Linked DNA regions of Homo sapiens: region 2 is linked to region 1. The links are chromatin loops, found by intact Hi-C in ENCODE. Cell type or tissue: Caco-2. All regions are shown on one strand. Links, peaks and the distances in the headings refer to the core of each region. The heading gives the core; the rest is flanking DNA.

Region 1 (11,648 bases), core at 1,584-9,583:
TAGATAATTGCAATGTTCAGGGTGTCTGCCCCCTACCCAATGGCCCCTCTCTGGAGTCCAAATCTCCCCTTCTCTGCTTCATGCTGTAGGAAACTGCAGAACTGACAATGAGGTTATGAAATGCCTGGGCGTATAAAAGGCAGACAGTGCTAGACTCCAGGAGACTATTCAAGGCTGGCTTTATTTAGTGTGTCCCACAGCCACTAATTGCCGGGCAGATCCTGATGCCATAGCTGATAGAACAGCACAAGGCAGCTAGGACACCCGCAATGTGGCCTTCTGGAAATGGGACCAAAAGCCCATTCTCATAACTTGTCTTAAAAGTAGGTTCCCCTCTGGTTCAGCCACAACCACTGCTGGTGACCTCACTTCAAACCTGGCTGTGCTGCACTGGGGCTGCTGACACACACCTGACTATCATAAGTCGCTGTCCTTTGTCATATTCTTCCTGCTGGTGCAATATTTTTCTTCCTGCCTATGGCCTAATTTTTAGGGCAGGAAGATGAAAATAAGACCTTCCATCTGTTCCCACTTCTAAAATATTAGGTGTAAAGAAATATTCTCTCTGAATTAAAAACTTTCCACGTTGAACCACTAACTTGAAAGTTACTCTTTACTTTTTTCTTTCCCCTTTCCCCTCTTCTTTTCTTCTCCTTTGATTCCTTTTTACTGAAATCCATCCCCAGCCTCTCCTCTCTCTCCACATTACCCCCATCCCTCTTCTTCAGTTCCCTCTATTACCCATCTTCTCTCCTTTCCATGGTCCAGACCACAGCAAGGCAAAAAAGGCACGTAGGGCACAAAATCTAAGGAGTCTTCCCGAGGTGCAGGCATGACCCTGAGAGTGACTGTCCGTAGACACCTTTGTCACCTCGCCCTAGATCCAGCCCTTTTCCTTCCCTATGTCTCTTACTTTACATCATTCAAATAAGGATTTGTCTTCCATCTCTCCCTATTCCTTTGCTCTTTTGGTCACCTGGTAGAATGTTTATTCCTTATACATGTAACAACTATATTATCTAGAATACTCATTCAGCTACTGTATTGAAAGCCAACTTATGTAGGGCATACACAAGATAGAAATCTATTTATTTTTCCTCCAACATTCAGGGGTAAGCAGTTCAAGGCTGATATGGCAGTTCCACAGCCTCAGGGTTCTTCCAGCCCATGGCTCTACCATCCAGCACTGGGCTTCCATCTCAGCATCAGATGGCTGCTCCAGCACCCACCACCACCCCTACATCCCACCCAGAGGAAGGGAAGAGAGGAAGAGGAGGGTTTGCTCCAATCTCTCTCTGGGCTTGACTTCTGCTCTCACATCCCGTTGGCCAGAATTCAGTTATGTCGCCACACCTCCCTGCAAAGGAGGCTGAGAAATGTTTTTAAATTTTGTGCCCAGCCAAAAATTCTGTTACTGAAAAGGGGAGAGTTGGAGGATAACTAGAAATATTTTCCATGTTTTATCGTACTGAGAAATTGCATCTTTTCTTACTCGAAATATTAGGGAGAGGAAAACAATAGCTATCCCTCTCCTATTCTTTTTCTTAATAGTGCTGCTTGCATTTTAGATGAAGTGCATTTACATGCACTTGTATAATAAGTGGAATTTATGGCAGAATAGTGACGATGTTGATGATGATGATGACGAAGACAAAGACAAAGATGAAGGCAACAGTCGACACCTACATATCACTGTCTAAGTGCGGATGCTATTATTCTAAGCCTTTTTATGAAGCCCTCCATATTAACCCACTTTACCCTTACAACAACCTGAGATATACATTATTATTATCTCTATTTTACGGATGAGGTAATTGACACAGAGAAGTTGCAGTGACAGAGCCAGTAAGGGATGAATCTAGATTCAAACCTAAGTCGTCTGGCTCTAGAGGGAAACACTGTAAACAATATAAATAGATGTTATTCCTGGTGGTAGCACTGGAATATGTTGCACAGTTTTAGGAGACCCCATGGCAGATGGCACCATGCTGTGCTCTGGAGGTGACACTGGGGTCATTAACACCATCTTCTACATGAACGTGCAATGTGGCGGTCTAGGTCATGTCCTTCCTCCTCCCCTAATAAGTCTAGACTCTCTTCTTAATTCTGTCCAGTGCTCTCCTCCTGCGCAACTAAAGTTCTTCTTCATCTCATTTGGGAAACTAAAGCCCTTTCTGAATGGTTTTCCAGGGCACGTTGATTGATGCCATCAGTTCAGGAGTTCCTGAACTTGTCTTCATGTCAGAGTCACCCTTAGAACCTTATAATAATGCAAACCCCCAAGCCTCACCCCAGGATACTCTGAATAAGAAAGTCTGGGCTCGGCTCAGTGGCTCACACCTGTAATCCCAGCACTTTGGGAGGCTGAGGCGGGTGGATCACGAGGTCAAGAGATGGAGACCATCCTGGCCAACATGGTGAAACCCCATCTCTACTAAAAATACAAAAACTTAGCTGGGTGTGGTGGCAGGTGCCTGTAGTCCCAACTACTCGGGAGGCTGAGGCAGGAGGATGACTTGAACCTGGGAGGTGGAGGTTGCAGTGAGCTAAGATCATGCCACTGCACTCCAGCCTGGGCGACAGAGCGAGACTCTGTCTCAAAGAAAAAAAGAAAGTTTGGGGAAATCTGTATTTTTGATCCCTGATATTTGAAGTCTGTAAAGGAAAATAGTAGTATATTCATTATTATGTTCAATTAATATTAATATGCTGAATCTGATATTGAATCTCCTCTGCAGTGTCCCACCCTGGTGACACTCAGCCTTTGTACAGTGCTCACACTAGTCCCAGGTCTGCAACAGCAGCTCACATTGACTGAGTATCCCAGGCACCGGGACAAGGATGGATGGATGATCTCATCAAATCCACCCAAAATCCCTCAGGGCTCAGTGCAATTACCCCCAACCACAGGGAAACAGACTCCAAACGTTAAGTGTGTGCCTCAGGTCATAAGCTAGTAAGTGAAGTGCTCTGGTGCATGTGGGCCTGGTGTGCTGACTTCAAAGTGAGCATGATCACCTGCCGTGCAGTCCTGCTCCTGGGCTGCAGCACCTCCTCCCAGCCGTGCTTTGACCTCTCCTCATTTCTTATACATTATTCCTTTTTTTTTTTTTTTCGACAAAGTCTCACTCTGTCTACCAGGCTGGGGTGCAGTGGTGCAATCTCAGCTCACTACAACCTTCACCTCCCGGGCTCAAGCGATTCTCCTACCTCAGCCTCCTGAGTAGCTGGGACTACAGGTGCCTGCCACCATGCCTGGCTAATTTTTGTATTTTTAGTAGAGACAGGGTTTCACCATGGTGGCCAGGCTGGTCTCGAACTCCTGGCCTCAAGTGATCTGCCTGTCTTGGCCTCCCAAAGTGTTGGGATTACAGGCGTGAGCCGCCGCACTGGCCTCCATTTTTAAAATATGAAAACTGCAACTCAAAGAAGTCAAGAAAGTGGTCCAAGTCAAATAACTTACAAGTGGCTCAGGTAGACCTTGAAACACATTTGTCTGAGCCAAAATCCCAGTTTCCTCTCCATAAGTCACACGGCTTTCCTGCAGAGCCCCGCAGCCTCACGACCCAACCATATGTGACCTCAGCATAGGCAACACATGCAGCTGACCTTAAATAAATGCTTCTGGCCGGATGCGGTGGCTCACACCTGTAATCCTAGCACTATGGGAGGCAGAGGCGAGCGAATTGCCTGAGCTCGGCAGTTTGAGACGAGCCTGGGCAAAGTGGCAAAACCCCGACTCTACTAAAAATACAAAAAAAAAAAATTGGCTGGGTGTGGTGGTGCACACCTGTAGTCCCAGCTACTTGGGAGGCTGAGGTGGGAGGATTGCTTGAACCCAGGAGGTGGTGGTTGTTGCAATGAGCTGAGATCACGCCACTGCACTCCAGCCTGGGCGACGGAGCGAGACTCTGTCTCTAAATAAATAAATTAACTACCGCTTCTCACATGGGAAGATGAAGAGAAACTCTTGCACACAGACAACAGGAGACATGTATGTGAAAGTTCCCTGCAGTGCTGGTCACAGCAGATAAAAACCAGGCACAGCACACATGCCCTTCAGTGGAAGAATAGATGAAAGAAATGTGGGCTATTCACTCAGCAGAACGTTATGCAGCAGCCAAAACAACAGACATGCCACAATACAGAAGAATCTAAGCAACGTAATCTTAAATCAAAAAAGCAACCAGCCAGGCACATTGGCTCACACCTGTAATCCCAGCATTTAGGGAGGCAGAGGCAGGAGGATTGCTTGAGCCCAGGGGTTCGAGACCATCCTGGACAACATAGCAAGACCCCATCTCTACAAAAAGAAAGAAAAGGCCCGGTGTAGTGGCTCATGCCTGTAATCCTAGCACTTTGGGAGGCCAAGGCAGGTGGATCACCTGAGGTCAGGAGTTCAAGACCAGCATGGCCAATATGGTGAAACCTCATCTCTACTAAAAACATAAAAATTAGCCAGGCATGGTGGCACATGCCTGTAGTTCCAGCTTCTCAGGAGGCTGAGGCAGGAGCATCGCTTGAACCTGGGTGGCAGAGGTTGCAGTGAGCTGAGATTGTACCACTGCACTCCAGCCTGGACAGCAAAGTGAGACTCCATCTCAAAAAGAAAAAAAAAAAACTAACATTTTTTAAATGCATCTTTAGGAATGCATATAGATGCAATAAAACTACCTAAAAATGAAAGCAAAGGATTGATGGACAGAGGAATCAGGATGATTCTCAATTTGGGGAGTGAAGTGGGATGAGTATATGGTTAAATGTAGGTTATTGCCAAGGCCCTAGCTTTTGCTTTGGGTTTACAGAGCCTTATTACATTGGAATAAACCAATGAATGAAAGTGGACTGTCCACGGGTGAATGATGAGTGTCTCAGAATTCCATTATGATGATTGACCCAATTCTGAGCACCCTGAGGTCCAATTTAAAGAAAAGCTAGGTTAACCGATGAAGAAATGATTTGGCATGATGCATTATCAGCTCTTGGAAGGAGGGATTGAATTTTCTTCCTAGTTTTGATCCTCAGCTATGTGCCTTGAGGAAAACAATCACGAACGACAGCACAAAAGAGCCCAGAGAGAATACGTGAACTTGAACCCACTGATCACTGCGAGCAGGGCAGGTTGTTTAAGAGGGGATTCCATGGCCAAGTGAAGTGTGACTTCAGCAAACGCTCTCAAAACTATGATGCCTCCCACACAGAGAGCACACATGTGTGCATGCGCACACACCAGCCGCTGCTATGGAAGAAAAACACCTGTAACACCCACAGTCCAGGAGAAAACCTGAAGAGCAAATGCTTCTGCAAAGGTGACATGTGCATTTAAAATCACAGTATGATGCAAATGACATATCTTCTCTCCTAAAAGTATATTTCTCACATGGAAAAAGGGCTATGCCACATGAGAGAGAGGAAATAGAGCAGAAAGAGTGGCTGAGAGAAGTCCAGGTAAATTTTGCTGGCTTTTTATAATTCGACTGGCCCTCCCTGAAGACTGGGCAATAGAATTTCCTCCTCCCTGGGGCTGTTGAGCTTGTCAATTCTCTGATGACACAGTCACCAAGTTCTGAGACCCTGCTGGAGACAAATGTCCACAAGGAGGAGGCAGCGAGCTGCAAAGAGCCTGGCACTCAGTGAAGGAGCCTGCCTAGACGCAGCTTCTCCCACAGCCTGCAGCTGCTGTTCTCTGTGCTACAGGAGAGCACTACCGCGCTGATGACCATTAGAAGGACCACACGCTGAAGTCCCAGCTACTTGGGAGGCTGAGGTGGGAGGATCACTTGAGCCTAAGATGTCGAGGCTGCAGTGAGCTGTGATCACTCCACTGCACACCAGCCTGAGCAACAGAGACTCAATCTCAAAAAAACAAAAACAAAAACCAAGAAGGACCACAAACTCCCGGAGTCCTAGCCCATGGGGATAGTCGGATAGTCTCTTTCTCTTTCTCTCTGTCTTTTTTCTTTTTCCTTTTTTTTTTTTTTGAGATCGAGTCTCGCTCTGTCACCCAGGCTGGAGTGCAATGGCACGATCTCAGCTCACTGCAACCTCCACCTCCCAGGCTCAAGCAATTCTCCTGCCTCAGCCTCCCGAGTAGCTGGAATTACAGGTGCCCACCACTATGCCTCGCTAATTTTTTGTATTTTTAGTAGAGACGGGGTTTCACCATGATGGCCAGGCTGGTCTTGAACTCCTGACCTCAGGTGATCTGCCCACCTCAGCCTCCCAAAGTGCTGGGATTACAGGCATGAGTCACCGCGACCGGCTCCATGGGGGTGGTCTTAATGCCACAGGTTCCAGGTAAGAGTGGCTATTGTATGTCCCAGGAATGAGGGTGTTGGGGCAGATATGGCGATGTCACTGAGCACTTTCTGTACACTTCTGGAGAGGCAGACCCCCTTGGCGTCTCCTCCTCCTGATCCTGACTGAGTGGCAGGATAGGTTGGAACTTAGCGTCAAGAAAGTTCAGTGTGCCAGAGAGTTTTTCCAACTATGGAGCTAAAAGCACCAAACAAACCTCCACAGTCCCTTCCTGAGCCACAGTTCTCGGCTGATGATTCTATAAGCAGAAGGCAGCTGCAGGATGGCGGAAAGCGTATCAACGTGGGGCCAGACCACTAGGGACTGAATCTTGGTTCTGTCTGCCGTCTGCAGGATCCTGGTGATGAACTTAATGTCCCAGACTCTCACTTTCATCATCTATAAAATGGGAAGAATTATAGCCTCCTCCAGGGGAGTATTGGATAAGATTAAGTAGATAATACATGCAAAAGAGTCGATGACATCATGCGACACATTGGTGTCACAATAAAGGTTCACTTGTTCATCATGCATCCTTGTATCTCCCGGAAAGCACCCAATGGAGAAGGCAAACGACATGGCAGCAGAAGTCTGGCATCATGGGCAGGGCCTGGGCGGCCTTACAGAGGCTCTCTCTTATTAGAGGCTGCTTCTCAATGGTCAAAAAGGTGGCTCCTTGGGATGCTGGGACAGGAGAAGTTATCACTGGGGGACTTTTCTAGGGAAGGAAACGTTTGTGCCTAGTGGCCACTTCCTGGGTGAAGCCCTCCCCGAGTCCCACCTTCCTCCTCACCTCCAGGCAGAGCAAGCGGTCATCCTCTCCTCCAGACTTCTGGCACGCTCATGTTATTCACAATGACAGCTCCCATATTGAGCACTCAGTATATACCAGGCACTGGGCTTAGCACTTACCATGCATTCTTTCTTTCTTTCTTTTTTTTTTCTTTTTTCTTTTTTTTTTTTTTTTTGAGACAGGGTCTTGCTCTGTCGCCCAGGCTGGAGTGCAATAGAGCAATCTCGGCTCACTGAAGCCCCTGCCTCCCGGCTGAGGCGATTCTCATGCCTTAGCCACCCAAGTAGCTGGGATGACAAATGCTCACCACCACACCCGGCTCATTTTTGTATTTTTAGGAGAGACGAGGTTTCACCATGTTGGCCAGGCTGGTCTCGAACCCTGGACCTCAAGTGATCCACCTGCCTTGGCCTCCCAAGGTGCTGGGATTACAGGCTTGAGCCACCCAGGCCCGGCCGCATTCTTTCATTTAATCCTCATAATGACACTTTGAAAGAGGAAAGTGAAGATTAGCAACATGAAATAATAGACAAAGCTGCACAGATAACACACAGTGGAGTCAGGATGCAGACCCGGGTCTGCTGGGTCCAAGCTTGAGCTTTCAGCCACTGCACTACAATGCCTCCCTCATGCACCATCATGACCCTTATCCCATGATATGATCTTTCTGCACCTGTTAGTCACAAGCGGTAGACTGTCGGCTGTTTAGAGTCAGGAACTGTAGCTCTTTTGTCTATTTATCCTGAGTGCCTAGCACAGTACCTGGCTAAGAATGAATGAAAGGAAGGAAGAATAAATGAACAGATCTTCTCCAAAGCCCCAAGGAAGGAGACAGCACCATTGTTCCTCCTAGGTCAATACAACTCAAAACCTCCATTCCCATCCAAGCATGCCAGAGGGGGAGGGGATAGGTGGCTGCATATGGAGGCTGCCCCTTCCCTGCAGTGCACCCCTCACCCATTCCAACAGCCCAGAGCTTAGTCATGGGAGAAACGTTGCAGTGAACCGAGATTGCGCCACTGCATGGGCAACCAAGCAAGACTCTGTCTCAAAAAAAGAAAAAAGAAAGACGACAATATTATTGTATTATATTGTATTCTTTCTAAGATTACAATGTAATATATTGTATTTAATATATTGTATCTAAGAATAAATATTATATACTGTAAGAAAAAGAAAGTTATCTAAATACAAAGAAGCCATCCTATATAATATTATTTATTAATATATAATATCTTATTCTCAAATACAATATTGTTCAGCCTTAGAAAGAAATTAAATTCTGACACATGCTACAACATGGATGAACCTTGAGAACATTAAGCTAAGTGAAATTAGCTAGTCACGAGAAGAAAAATGCTGTGTGATTCCACTCTTATGAGATACCTATATTAGCCAAATGCATATAGACACAGAGAGTAGAAAAGTGGTTGCCAGAGGCTGGGTGGAAGGGGAATGAGGAGTTGTTGTTTCATGGGTATAGAGCATTAGTTTCACAAAACAAAAAGAGTTCTGGAGATGAGTTGTAAGACAATGTAAATGCACTTAACACTACTGAACTGTACACTTAAAAATGGTTAAAATGGTATATTTTTTATTACGTATATTTTACCACAATTTTAAAAAATTTAAAAGAGAACAAATATATATATATATATATATATATATATATATATATATATATATATATATATATATAGTTGTTGTTGTTGTTGTTTTGAGACAGAGTCTCTCTGTCTCCCAGGCTAGAGTGCAGTGGCATGACCTCGGCTCACTGCAACCTCCACCTCCCAGGTTCAAGCAATTCTCCTGCCCCAGCCTCCCAAGTAGTTGTAATTACAGGCACATGCCACCACACTCGGTTAATTTTTGTGTTTTTAGTAGGGACAGGGTTTCACCATGTTGGCCAGGCTGGTCTCGAACTCCTGACCTCAAGGGATCCACCCGCCTCAGCCTCCCAAAGTGCTGGGATTAGGCATGAGCCACCACACCTGGGCAACAAAAATATAATTCTTGGAAACTGAAAAGAATTTTGCTAAAAAGTAATGCATTGTAAGTATTTTAAAGATGACAGTAGGGAAATATCCTAGTTCATAGAGCAGAAAAGACAAAGAGATGGAAAATGATCATATCTGACTACTTGGGAACTTCAGAAAATACAGTAACAATTAAGGGGAGAAAAAAATTAAATCAAGAGAATTTCCCAGAGAGGAAAGGAGACACACATCTTCAAATTGAAAGGGTAGACTGAGTACCCAGCACAATAGATATAAATAGGCATATGGTTATATAAATTCATGCAGAATATCAGAAACCCATAGATTAAGAAAAGATTTTAGAGGGCGGGCACAGTGGCTCATGCCTGTAATCCCAGGACTTTGGGAGGCTGAGGTAGATGGATCACCTGAGGTCAGGAGTTCAAGACAGACCATCCTGGCTAACAGGATGAAACCCCGTCTCTACTAAAAATATAAAAATTAGCCGGGCGCAGTGGCATGTGTCTGTAATCCCAGGTACTTGGGAGGCTGAGGCAGGAGAATCGCTTGAACCTGGGAGGCAGAAGTTGCAGTGAGCCGAGGTCACACCACTGCACTCCGGCAAAGACAGAGAAGAAAGAAAGAGAGAGAGGGGGAGGGAGAGAGGGAGGGAGGAAGGAGGGAAGAAATGAAGGAAGGAAGGAAGGAGGGAGGGAGGGAGGGAGGGAGGGAAGGAAGGAAGGGAAGGAAAGAGAAAGAGAGAAAGAAAGAAGAAAGAAAGAAAGAAAGAGAGAGAGAGAAGAATAGAAAAGAAAGGCTTCCAAAGCAAAAAAATACATACTAAATACTAAAACAGGCCATCCCCAAAGGCAGAGGAATTAGTCTGGCAAAAGACTTTCTATGAGCAGCACTTCAATTAGCAATATTAACTCCTAAGAGTATCCAGGAAGACAATGCAATGATGTCTTCAAACCCCCGAGAAAGAGCCTTCAACCTGGAATTCCAAATCCAGCCCAAATTGAGTAGGAGCAGAACAAATACATTTTCAGATATGTAAAGACTCAGGAAGTTCACCTCCCATGCTCTCTTTCTTAAGCAATTATTTAAGTAAATTCTTAAGTCACTTCTTTGAATACTTATTCATGAGGAATAAAGCAAGAAAAGTAAACCAAGTTCATGAGAGAGTAGACCAAGAAAGCAGAATAAATGAGCCACAGAAATACTGAATCCGTGTAAGAATAGAACTAAAGGAAAATGTCAGAGCTATAGCTACGCAGCAGGCCCAGAGACAACCAGTTCTTGGAATAAACAGATAGAACACTGTGTCAGAGAGGTTTGTGAGATGACGTAGATGAGAGCTTAGAAAATGAGCCTTGAGCATCTGTTGAAGTCCCTGAATTCAATGTTTAAAAACAAATTAGAGCCAGGAACAGTGGCTCATGCCTGTAATCTCAGCACTTTGGGAGGCCAAAGCAAGAGGATTGCTTGAGCTCAAGAGTTCAAGACCAGCCTGGGGAACATGGTGAAACTCCATTTCTGCAAAAAATTAGCCGGGCATGGTGGCTCATGCCTGTGGTCCCAGATATTCAGGAGGCTGAGGTGGGAGGATCAGTTGAGCCTGGGAAGTCAAGGGTGCAGTGAGCCATGTTCGCGCCATTGTACTCCAGCCTTGATGACAAGGTGAGACCTTGTCTCAAAAAATAAAAATTTAAAAAGTAAATTAGAAACTCAGGGGGAAGAAGTAAAACAAAGTCATTATCTAATACAAAGAAGCCAATCCATATCAGAACACAAAGTCACTGAGATTCAAGAAGAGAATGGAATGCATACCAAAGAGTGGAAAACTGGAAGATATGAGGAACATAATGAAGAAGACATGCATTTTCTTTCTCAACAAGCAAAAATAGAGGCAATCATAAACTTAAGAGAAAACAATAAGTATATAAAAAGACAAAGCACAGATTAAAACTGTGCCATGATTTTGAGCAATGGGTGTATTATTAAAAAGAGTGAGCATAATGTCATACCTTAAATTAGATCCTGGATCAGAATTAGGAAATTGGGTAAAAACTTAGGAAATGCAAGTGAAAAATGGCCTTCCATAATAGTGTATCAGTATTGGTTCATAGCTGTGACAAAGACACCATAATAATGTAAGCTGTTCCTAGCAGGAGAAACTGGGTGTGGGATACACAGGAGCTCTCTGTACTAACTTTGCAACTCTTCTACAAACAAAATAATTCTAAAATTAAAAAAAAAAAATTAAAAAGCCGGGCACAGTGGCTCATGCCTGTAATCCCAGCACTTTGGGAGGCCAAGATAGGCAGATCACCCGAGTTCAGGAGTTCAAGACCAGCCTGGCCAACATGGTGAAACTCTGTCTCTACTAAAACTACAAAAATTAGCCGGGTGTGGTGGTGGGTGCCTGTAATCCCAGCTACTCGGGAGGCTGAGGCAGGAGAATCGTTTGAACCCGGGAGGTGGAGGTGGTAGTGAGCTGAGATTGCGCCACTGTACTCCAGCCTGGGCGACAAGAGTGAGACATTGTCTCAAAAATAAATAAATAAATAAACAAAATGAAA
Region 2 (8,455 bases), core at 411-8,410, 200 kb after region 1:
CAGAGGTTTGGAGAGAGGCAGATGGACAGACAGGAGGGACAGAGGGACACACATACGGAAGATGAAAGAGAAGAGGGGAAAACCTCCCTCCCCGAAGAGAGGCGGAGAGAGAGGGAGACAGACAGACACGGACAAAGAGAAAGAGACAGAGGTTAGTTGAGCATCCCAAGGGCATCCCAGAAGAGCAAGGGCTGGGGAAGAACAGGAGCCATGACCGGGACCCAGCCCTCCAGTCTACTGATGCCTTCCAAAACTCAGCCAGTGGGTTCTGCCCTAGGAAGTCATACTGAAAATGCTAGTCTGGGGTTCAAGTGCATGGATTTGAGTCAGACAGATCTGAGTTCGTGTCCCAGTTCTGCCACTAACTGGCTGTGTGATCTTAGGGAAGTCACTTAGCCTCTCTGAGCCATGTTTTCTTGCCTGAAATAATCACAGCAGTGTGAGGACTTAGATGAGCTAACAGGCTATTTGCTGGGATTAGTGACCTCATCCCGCAGGTGACAGGCCCCCAGCCAGGTGAAGGAAGACAGCTCTTGCATCACCCCCAACCCCCACCCCCACCGGCCAGTCCTCCTCATAGTCTAAACCGGATCTTCCATCTGTCTCTCACCAGGGCCTGTGCTACTGGTCAGTGTGCCCTGCTTGCCATGGGGCCAGCCCCAAGGGCCCTCCTCTGCATGGTTCTGCCTGGCACAGAGCCCCCTCCTCCTGGGCACTGGACGTCACTACAGCCCTTCCTTCTGTGGCCTCAGCTAGTAGCAGCTCTTCCGCAGCAGGGTGCAACAGCACTGACTTGTTCAGAGCTCAGGGGTACCGGAAAACCCAAGCTGGTGAGCTGGGGTTTGGTCTTGTTACACATGAGCTGGTGAGCTGGCCTCTCGGGCCATCACTGGCGTGCAGGATCTTTTGAACCCAACCCAGGGGCCTGACACGTATCCTTGCTAAATGTCATTATTTTGGATTGGGACCAAGAGCCACAGCAGTGAGGGTAACACAAAGCCTGAGTGGAGTGGTGCCCACGGATGTCACTCTCCCTCCCAGCTGGCCATCGGCCATGGCACTGCCATCTCTCCCATCTTCATCACATCCCCAGCAAAACTTCTGAGCAGGGAAGAGCTAAAGGGTGGACAGGGTGAGCCTGCCACTCCAGCCCTCCCGCCTCCCCCAGGATCTGCACATCTCTGCTACAGAAATGCTCACGAAAATCAAGCAGTTGCCAGAAACCACGCCTCCGAAAGACAGATGCCCTTCAGGGATGGGGCCCGAGACAACTGCTGGGCAGGCTCCAGCTTTCTCACAGGGCCTTCCTTTTGCCTGCCACCAAATTTCTCTCTCTCTCTTTTTTTTTTTTTTTGAGACAGAGTCTTGCTCTGTCACCCAGACTGGAGTGCAGTGGTGCGATCTCGGCTCACTGCAAGCTCCACCTCCCGGGTTCATGCCATCCTCCTGCCTCGGCCTCCCAAGTAGCTGGGACTACAGGCGCCCACCACCATGCCCGGCTAATTTTTTGTATTTTTTAGTACAGATAGGGTTTCACCGTGTTAGCCAGGATGGTCTCGATCTCCTGACCTCATGATCTGCCCACCTCGGCCTCCCAAAGTGCTGGGATTACAGGCGTCAGCCACCACACCCAGCTATCTCTCTCTTTTTTTTTAATCCAAAGCCTAATGTCTTACAGACATATGGGCCTTCTTGTATCTCTAGTTCTCTCTAAGGAATCCAGAGAGCGGGGAAGTGCAAGAGGCTACCAGGAACATTCAGGAAAGTTCCTCTTCTCCCCAGGGTGGCACTGAAAGGATCCCTCCAGGGAACCCACTAAACCAACTTTAGTGTAGAAACATCAATTGGCCCGTGTGTGCTGAGCCCCTTCCCTGCAGCAGGCGCTGGATGGTGGAATGTCCCTATGGGTGAGACATGGTCCCTGCCCTCCAGGAACTTAGAGTCAAATCTGCAGAATGAGCATGCTGCTGTTAGCACCTCCAACCTCCTTTTTTCTAAATATATTTCTCTTTCCAACCTTCTCTCCCTACTTCCCTCAAACTCCCCAGCCTCCCCGTCAAGATCTTCTCTTAGCTAAGCATCTAGAGCTCATTCACAGGAAGGTATGAGGGACTGATCATAGCTGAAAGGGTTCTCATTCCCAAGAGAGATGTAGTTTAACCACAATCAGAGCCTTAAGCTAAAGTGCCAGGTGGTAGAATTTCAGGCCAAGAAGACAAGAGTTTTGGCAAGGAAGGGAATATTGCTCTCATGGTGGCGCCCTTGAAATCTTCCCATGTGTACGGTTCCCTAGTACAGTGACACAGAAGTGACAGAAGTGACAGAACTGACAGCCCAGAGACATGTTTGAGTCTGGCAAGGGATCGATCCTAGCCATGCCATGCCATGCCTCAGCTGCCACCACCAATCAGGGATGTCAGATCTCAACCACAAAGGACACTGACATGCTTGTCGCTCCCCTTGCACGGCCTCTGTCTGCTCACCTCTGCCCACACCTCCAGGTCCTAGAGGTTCCTTGCCCTCTGGGGAGCCCCAAACCTCCTACTACCCCTGCCTCCCAGTAATGAGCTCTAGATCTGTGCTGCCCAGTATAGGAGCCGCCAGTCATACACGACTATTGGGTACCAGAAACATCTCTCACCCAAACGGAGTTTGCTATCAGTGTAAAATTTCATGCCACACTGCACATTGAAGACAACAGGGAAAAAGAATGTAAAAAATCTCGTAAACACTTGTATCTTGATTACATGTTGAAATAATAACATTTGGGGTATGTTTAGTCAAAGAAAATATACTATTAAAATTAACGTCACCTGTTTCTATTTGTTTTAATGTGGTTACTAGAAAATTTTAAATTGTACTTGTGGCTCCCATTTTATTTCTTTGGACAGTGTGACCCTGGATGAAGGGCCCAGGCTCTCCCTCAACTGCAAAGGGGCAGAATAAGCAGTCTGCCATTAGCATCTCCAACCTCCTTTTTCTAAATGTATTTCTCTTTCCAACTCCCTACTCCCCTCAAGCTTCCACCCTCCCCAGTCAAGACCTTTTCTTAGCCAAGGACCTAGAGCTCATTCACATGAAGGAATAAGGGTCTGGTAATAGCTGAAAATGTTCTCATTCCCACTCTCTCCAATAGGAAGACATCCTCATGGGCTGGGGACACCAGAGACTCTCTCCAAAGGGAAGGTGTCCTGCTGGGTTGGGGGTTGGGGGTCGGGGGGTGGGGGAGTTGAGGCAGGTTGTACCTCTAATCAAGGGGCCTAAAATGGGGGAGGGATCCCAGAATACCTCCAGAGCCAGGGGCCAAAACTAGGTAAGTCCCTGGGCTCCAAATAGCAAGGGGCAGACTCAAGGAGCTTCCGAATTCTGTCTCATCACCCCGTCTAACCCAGCCACCCTACAGAGGTAGGAGGGACAAACTCCACTTTCCCCCGCCACAATCTCCTCCCTTGCCTCCCCCTCCCCACCTCCCACCTACCCACCCCCGCCAGCCCCACTGCACTGCTGAAGCCTTCCTCCAGCCACTGCTCCCTCCTCACACAGGACAGCTACACCCTGGTGCCCACAAATGAAGTCCAGACAGCTTAGTCCCATAGACAGAGCCCTCTGCACCCTGACCGCAACCAACCGTCCTCCCATCCCTGGAACCCACAGCTCTGCCAGTCTGCTGGCCAAACAGCCCCATTCTGCCCTCATCTCCAGGCCTCGTTCCAGCATCCCCCAGGCTGGAATGTCCTCATCCCAACAGAAGTCTACTCTCCTTCAGGGCCCAGCTGAAATCCCTCTCCCACAGGCACCTGCCTTGATGCCTCAGGCTCTAGGCGCAGGGACTGCGGCCAGGCTGGGGCACCTGCCCTTCTTCCCCCTGCCCTGGCTTCCCCTCCTGGGTGGGGAGCTCTGTGTAGTGGTCCCCTCCACCCCTCCATTCTGCCCTGCGGCAGGTGTGTGTGCACTCATTAACACCCTGCCCCACACTGGACTGCGGGCTCCTTGAGGGCAGACACATTGTCTCAGAGACCTCTGCCCACCCACCCACTCAGGGTCTCACCCCTTCCACAAACAGCCCTTAAACTAATGTTTGACAAACACAGAGATCCCCAAAGAGCCCCAGAGAGGATGGCAGTGGTCAGTCCTGCAGGACACAGCAGCATCTAGAAGGGTCTGAGCACCTTCCCAGGCTGGGGGCCTTCTCCTTCCCGGGTCCTCACAGCTCAGCCAGACCCCCTGGCACGGACCTGCACACACATGCACACTCCCGCACTCATACCCGCTCACATCTGAGATACCGATGGCTCTCCCTCTCCCAGGCTAGGAAACTCTGTCGCAGGAGTCCTCCCCACCCACCAGCAGAACCCCCGGACCCCCTGCCCTTCCGGTGAGCCGCCCCTCCTTTGCCGTCGGGTTTCCCTCCCTCCCTTTTGCCCAGCCAAAACCCGAACCCAGGCGCCAGGGGAGAGGACCGCCGTTCTAGCTTGCCCCACTGCTGGGGGCACGGAGTTCTTGCTCCTCCAAGGCTACGGCCCCCGTCTCCGCGGACCCCGCCCGGACTCCCCCTGGCCACCGGGACGCCCCGCCCCCTCCCCTCCGCAGCAATCTCTTACACTCGGGCTGTGAAGTTCGGGGTATTTTTAGGCCGGCGATAAATAATTCATAGGGAACGTGGCATCAGGCTCCCCCCGCGGGAGGAGGGGGCGCGAGCAGCGAGAGCCACCGTCACCCGCGGCTCAAGGACACTCGCGATGCGGCGGCGGCGGCGGCGGCGGCGGCTCCGGGCGGGGACCCGCGCCACGCCTCCTGGCGGCCAAGCTGAGCACCACGCACCCGGCGCCCCCCGCCCCACGCTGCCCCCCGCCGGCGTCCGCGGCTCCGGGGCCCCCACCCCCACTCCCCCAAGCTGGGTCGTGACCCCGAGTCCCGCAGTGGGGGGACCAAGCCAGCCTGGCAGGCGGCCCCAGTACCATCCCAGGCCCGCCCGGGGGCCCTGGGCGAACCCAGGTGTCCCGGACCTGCCTACCTGCCCCTGGCACGCTCTTATTCTTCGGGAGTTTAGAAACAGGCTCAAAGTCACTAGCACCGCCAAGACCTGGACGGGCTCTGAAATACAGCCAGCGGAATGGTACCCTCCCCAAATAAGTGTCTTTCCTCGATTTTCCTGTGGCCCGGGGTCAGGGACTGAACTAAGATAACGCCACCATCCGAGGGCTGGGGGACCGAGCCAGAAGTCCCCTTGGACGACCAGGGCTGGGAAACCGAGTGGACGAATGGGGTGGGCATCAGGGCCTGGCGGGAATTCCCGTCTTGCTCACCCAGCAGCTCCTTGCAGGGTCGCGGGACGCACCTGGGGGTTCAGGTTGCCGGGTGCCTTTGCTCCGCGTGTCCCCGCCCTGCCCGCGTAGGCAGGAAACAGGAGACTCGGGGCTTCCCCTCCCCGCCGTCGGGGATCCTGGGCGAAGCCCCCAGAGACCGGCGCAGGCGGCTGGTGCGCAGCCAGGGCCCAGCGCCAGGTCTTGCTCGCCCAGTGCCCTCTCTGCCTACCCTTCCCTTTGCGCTCTGGAAGCCCGGGAGCCGGGCACGGGCCAGCATCTGCAAGATGCCACTACTCTGGAAGCCCACTCCGATTCTCCCAGGTCGCAGGAAGGAGAGAGCTAGGCTGGGGCAAAGGAGATGGGGCAGAGCTGGAAGGGGAAGAAGCGGGACTCGCGGCGGGGGAAGGGGTCTGGGCGCCGAGGCGAGTGCGCAGCAGGTGCCCAGCAGACCTAGGGAAACTGGGGCACTGGGCTGGGGAGCCGCACAGCCCCCTTTCACCTTCTCGACTCCTTTCCAACCCCTCGCTCTGGTGGATCCCAGCCCCGGCCCCCACTCCCGGCCCTGTTCCCCGCTCTCCGCCCCGGCGGCTTCCAGCAGCAACAGTTTGGGTCCGCGGCAGCCCAGACTCCCCTGGTCCCGCGGTGCTGCCGCGCCAAGCGAAGGAGGAGGAGGGCTCGGCGACCCTGGGGACGAACGTCTTGGACGCTTCGCCCGCGTCCTTCTCTCGCGTCCGCCGCGCGCCTGTCTGCTCGGCCTCTTCTTCGCCTTCTCTCCGGCCGCCCGGGTCAAAACCCAAGGCCAGGTTCTTGAGGGTCCGGGTCCTCCAGCCGCCCCCTCCTTGAGCCCCGAGAGTCCTGCGTGGGTCCAACCCCCCGGGTGTCCCGCCTCTGTCTCCGCCGTCCTTGCTCGCGCGCCGCGGGAACCCAGCCCCAAGTTGGCGGCGAAGTTGGTGCCCCTCGCCCGCCGCTCGCCACTTACCGAGGGGAAGGGGCGCTGCGCCCGCGACGAGAGCCCGCGCCGGCCGCCTCCCTCGCGGTGTCTGTCCCAGAGCCTCGGCCCCGGAGGGCTGGCGCGCTCAGTCTCAGCTCCGCGGGCGCCGGAGCCCGGGCGCGGCGGGGCGGGGGCGGGGGCGGGTGGCGCGGCCTGGTCCGCTGGCCCCGACCCGCCCCTGCGCCCCGCGACCCTCCCGAAGCTCGCACGGCGCCCGGCTCCGTCCCGGGCTGGGCTGCGCACCGCGCCTCCTGCTCCCAGAGCTCGCAGCCGACTGTGCGGGAGCTCTCACCGCCGCCCGCGAGGGCCCGCCCCGCCGGGGCCCGCCACCTCCGCCCCGGCCCGGCCCGGCCCGCTGCCCCTCGAGGCCCCTCCCGCCGCATTCCCGGGCCCCTCTCCCCTCTCCGGAACCGCGTCCCCAGACCTGACACTCGGGGCAAGTGCGCCTCGGAGGACACACCAGCCTGCCCGGAGCCTGGGTTTGAGCCCGCAGCTCACGAGTGTGTGACCTTGGGCCAATTTCGAGGACCCCTCAGGTTATACAGCGAGGCAGCATCTTGAGGGCTGCCATAAAAGGGAGTGACCACTCTCTGGACACTGCAAAGCCCTAGGGAGACTGAGGCACTATTTTTAAAGGCCAGTGTGTCTGACTGGAAACGGAAGCAGGAAGGCTTTGAGAGCCAAAGAATGGGCCCCAGGCTAGACTCGCCTGGGGCACCCAGAGGTACAGGGGACAAGCTGCTTCTCAGTCCCCCGCTCCCATTTCTTTTCTGTTTTGATTGTACTGAGGGCTCCCCAGGGAGGGGTGGTCCCGGTCCCGGTCCCGGGCAGCCCTAGTGTGGACAGAAGACAGGCAACCCGCAGCCACAGCAGGGCCGAGCGGAGAAAGGAAGGGTGGCTATGCCAGGCCTGGCTGCCGAGCCCCATCAAGCCCCCAATGAGGCCCCTGAGCAGGGAGCCGTCTCTGCAGCGCCACCTGGTGATGGTAGGGGAGCTACGGCCAGAAGGTGACCCCCGACCCCAACCCTTCCAAAAAAAGTCCCCCATCAACCATGGCTCTTGGTTGCAGCTGTTTTATTTCCAGCATGTTCCCAACCTGGTGACCCTCCACAGTCCAGCAGTAGAGAGATGGGTAAGGGGTTAGATCGGCCCACACCTCCACCTGTCCCTAAGGTTACCTCAGTTGCTGAAAGCTAAAACCTTGCGCGCAAGGGCGACCTTCCCCAGGAGGGAGGAGAGACGCTGGAAGAGCAGCCAAGCCTCCAAGCCAGGGCCGGCCGGGATCAGCAGAGGTGCAAAGTCCCACTCAGACGGACCCAGCCCTTCCCCTCCCAACACTCATCCCTTCCCTGCTGGGGGCCGGGGCTGGGGCTGGGCTCAGTGGCCCAGGAGGCGCAGCATCTCCTGAGGATCCACCAGCTTCTCCCTGGGCTTCCCCGTGCCCTGGCCCCGGGCCACCTCCTCGGCATCCAGCTTCTCCCAGTCTGAGAAAGAGACTGGCCGGACCCCTGAAGCAGAGGGGAGATTGTCAACACCTCCTCCTTCACCCCTCCCAGAACAGCCCCCTCCCAAAGAGTGAGGCCCAGAGAAGGACCACCCACCCCACCTCCCAGGACCTCAGCATCGGGGCCCAGACCTCGGCTGCTGAGCAGGGCCTGGATGGCTGCGTAGCCAGGCCTGGGGCCAGAGGGGAGCAACCCAGCCTTCAGGTCCTGCAGCAGCATCTGGCCGGTGAGGAAGCTGTCAGTCATGGTTGTGGCTATGACACCTGTAGGTCCTCTCTTCACCCAGCCGCTGCAGTAGAGGCCTGAGAGGGGGTAACAAAAGGGGAAGGGAGGGAGGTGGCTGGATACCACCCTGGCCATCCTGTGCCCACAATCTACACCCACGTGCACGCACACAGACACCCCACGCCTCTTGGCAGACTGTCGGCTGAGCCTGCTGTGGCCGCTGGTCCACTGCCCTGGATTCTTCTCTCCCTGTTTTTACCAGGCCGACCCCCTTACACCTCAGTTTCCCTGTAGATGAGGGGATCCCTAAGCTTAGGAGCTGAGGCTTGCTCCCCTGCAGTTTCAGTAGGCCCTTGGTAAATGTTTACCAAGTGAATTAATCACTAGATAGGTATGTGGGCACTTAGTAAAACTGGAAGCTCCCTGAG

What was found. A loop is a pair of places that touch in the nucleus more often than their neighbours do. Peaks named below come from ENCODE experiments on the same cell type or tissue, not always from the same donor. Only the 100,000 strongest peaks of a DNase experiment are listed, where the experiment ranks them.
Region 2: it touches region 1 in a loop (2.7-fold over the local background); 47 of 110 quality-filtered maps call a loop at or near these places.

Annotation. Positions count from the first base shown.
Region 1 is chr17:74,652,009-74,663,656 of GRCh38, forward strand. No RefSeq gene overlaps it. Among named protein-coding and RNA genes, the nearest start is that of RAB37-AS1, 20 kb to the right of the region's middle. In Caco-2, for the core only: a CTCF peak has its summit at 5,600 (motif pointing right); a DNase peak (open chromatin) is centred at 5,633; H3K27me3 peaks cover 132 bases.
Region 2 is chr17:74,855,143-74,863,597 of GRCh38, forward strand. It overlaps GRIN2C (glutamate ionotropic receptor NMDA type subunit 2C), which reads right to left and starts at 4,743. Exons shown (of 13, transcript NM_000835.6): 1 at 4,602-4,743. FDXR (ferredoxin reductase) reads right to left here. Exons shown (of 12, transcript NM_024417.5): 11 at 7,934-8,104; 12 at 7,355-7,805. The coding sequence ends at 7,675. RefSeq lists an enhancer at 5,570-6,268. In Caco-2, for the core only: CTCF peaks have their summits at 4,781 (motif pointing left), 4,982 and 7,295 (motif pointing left); a DNase peak (open chromatin) is centred at 7,249; H3K4me3 peaks cover 951 bases; H3K27me3 peaks cover 1,101 bases.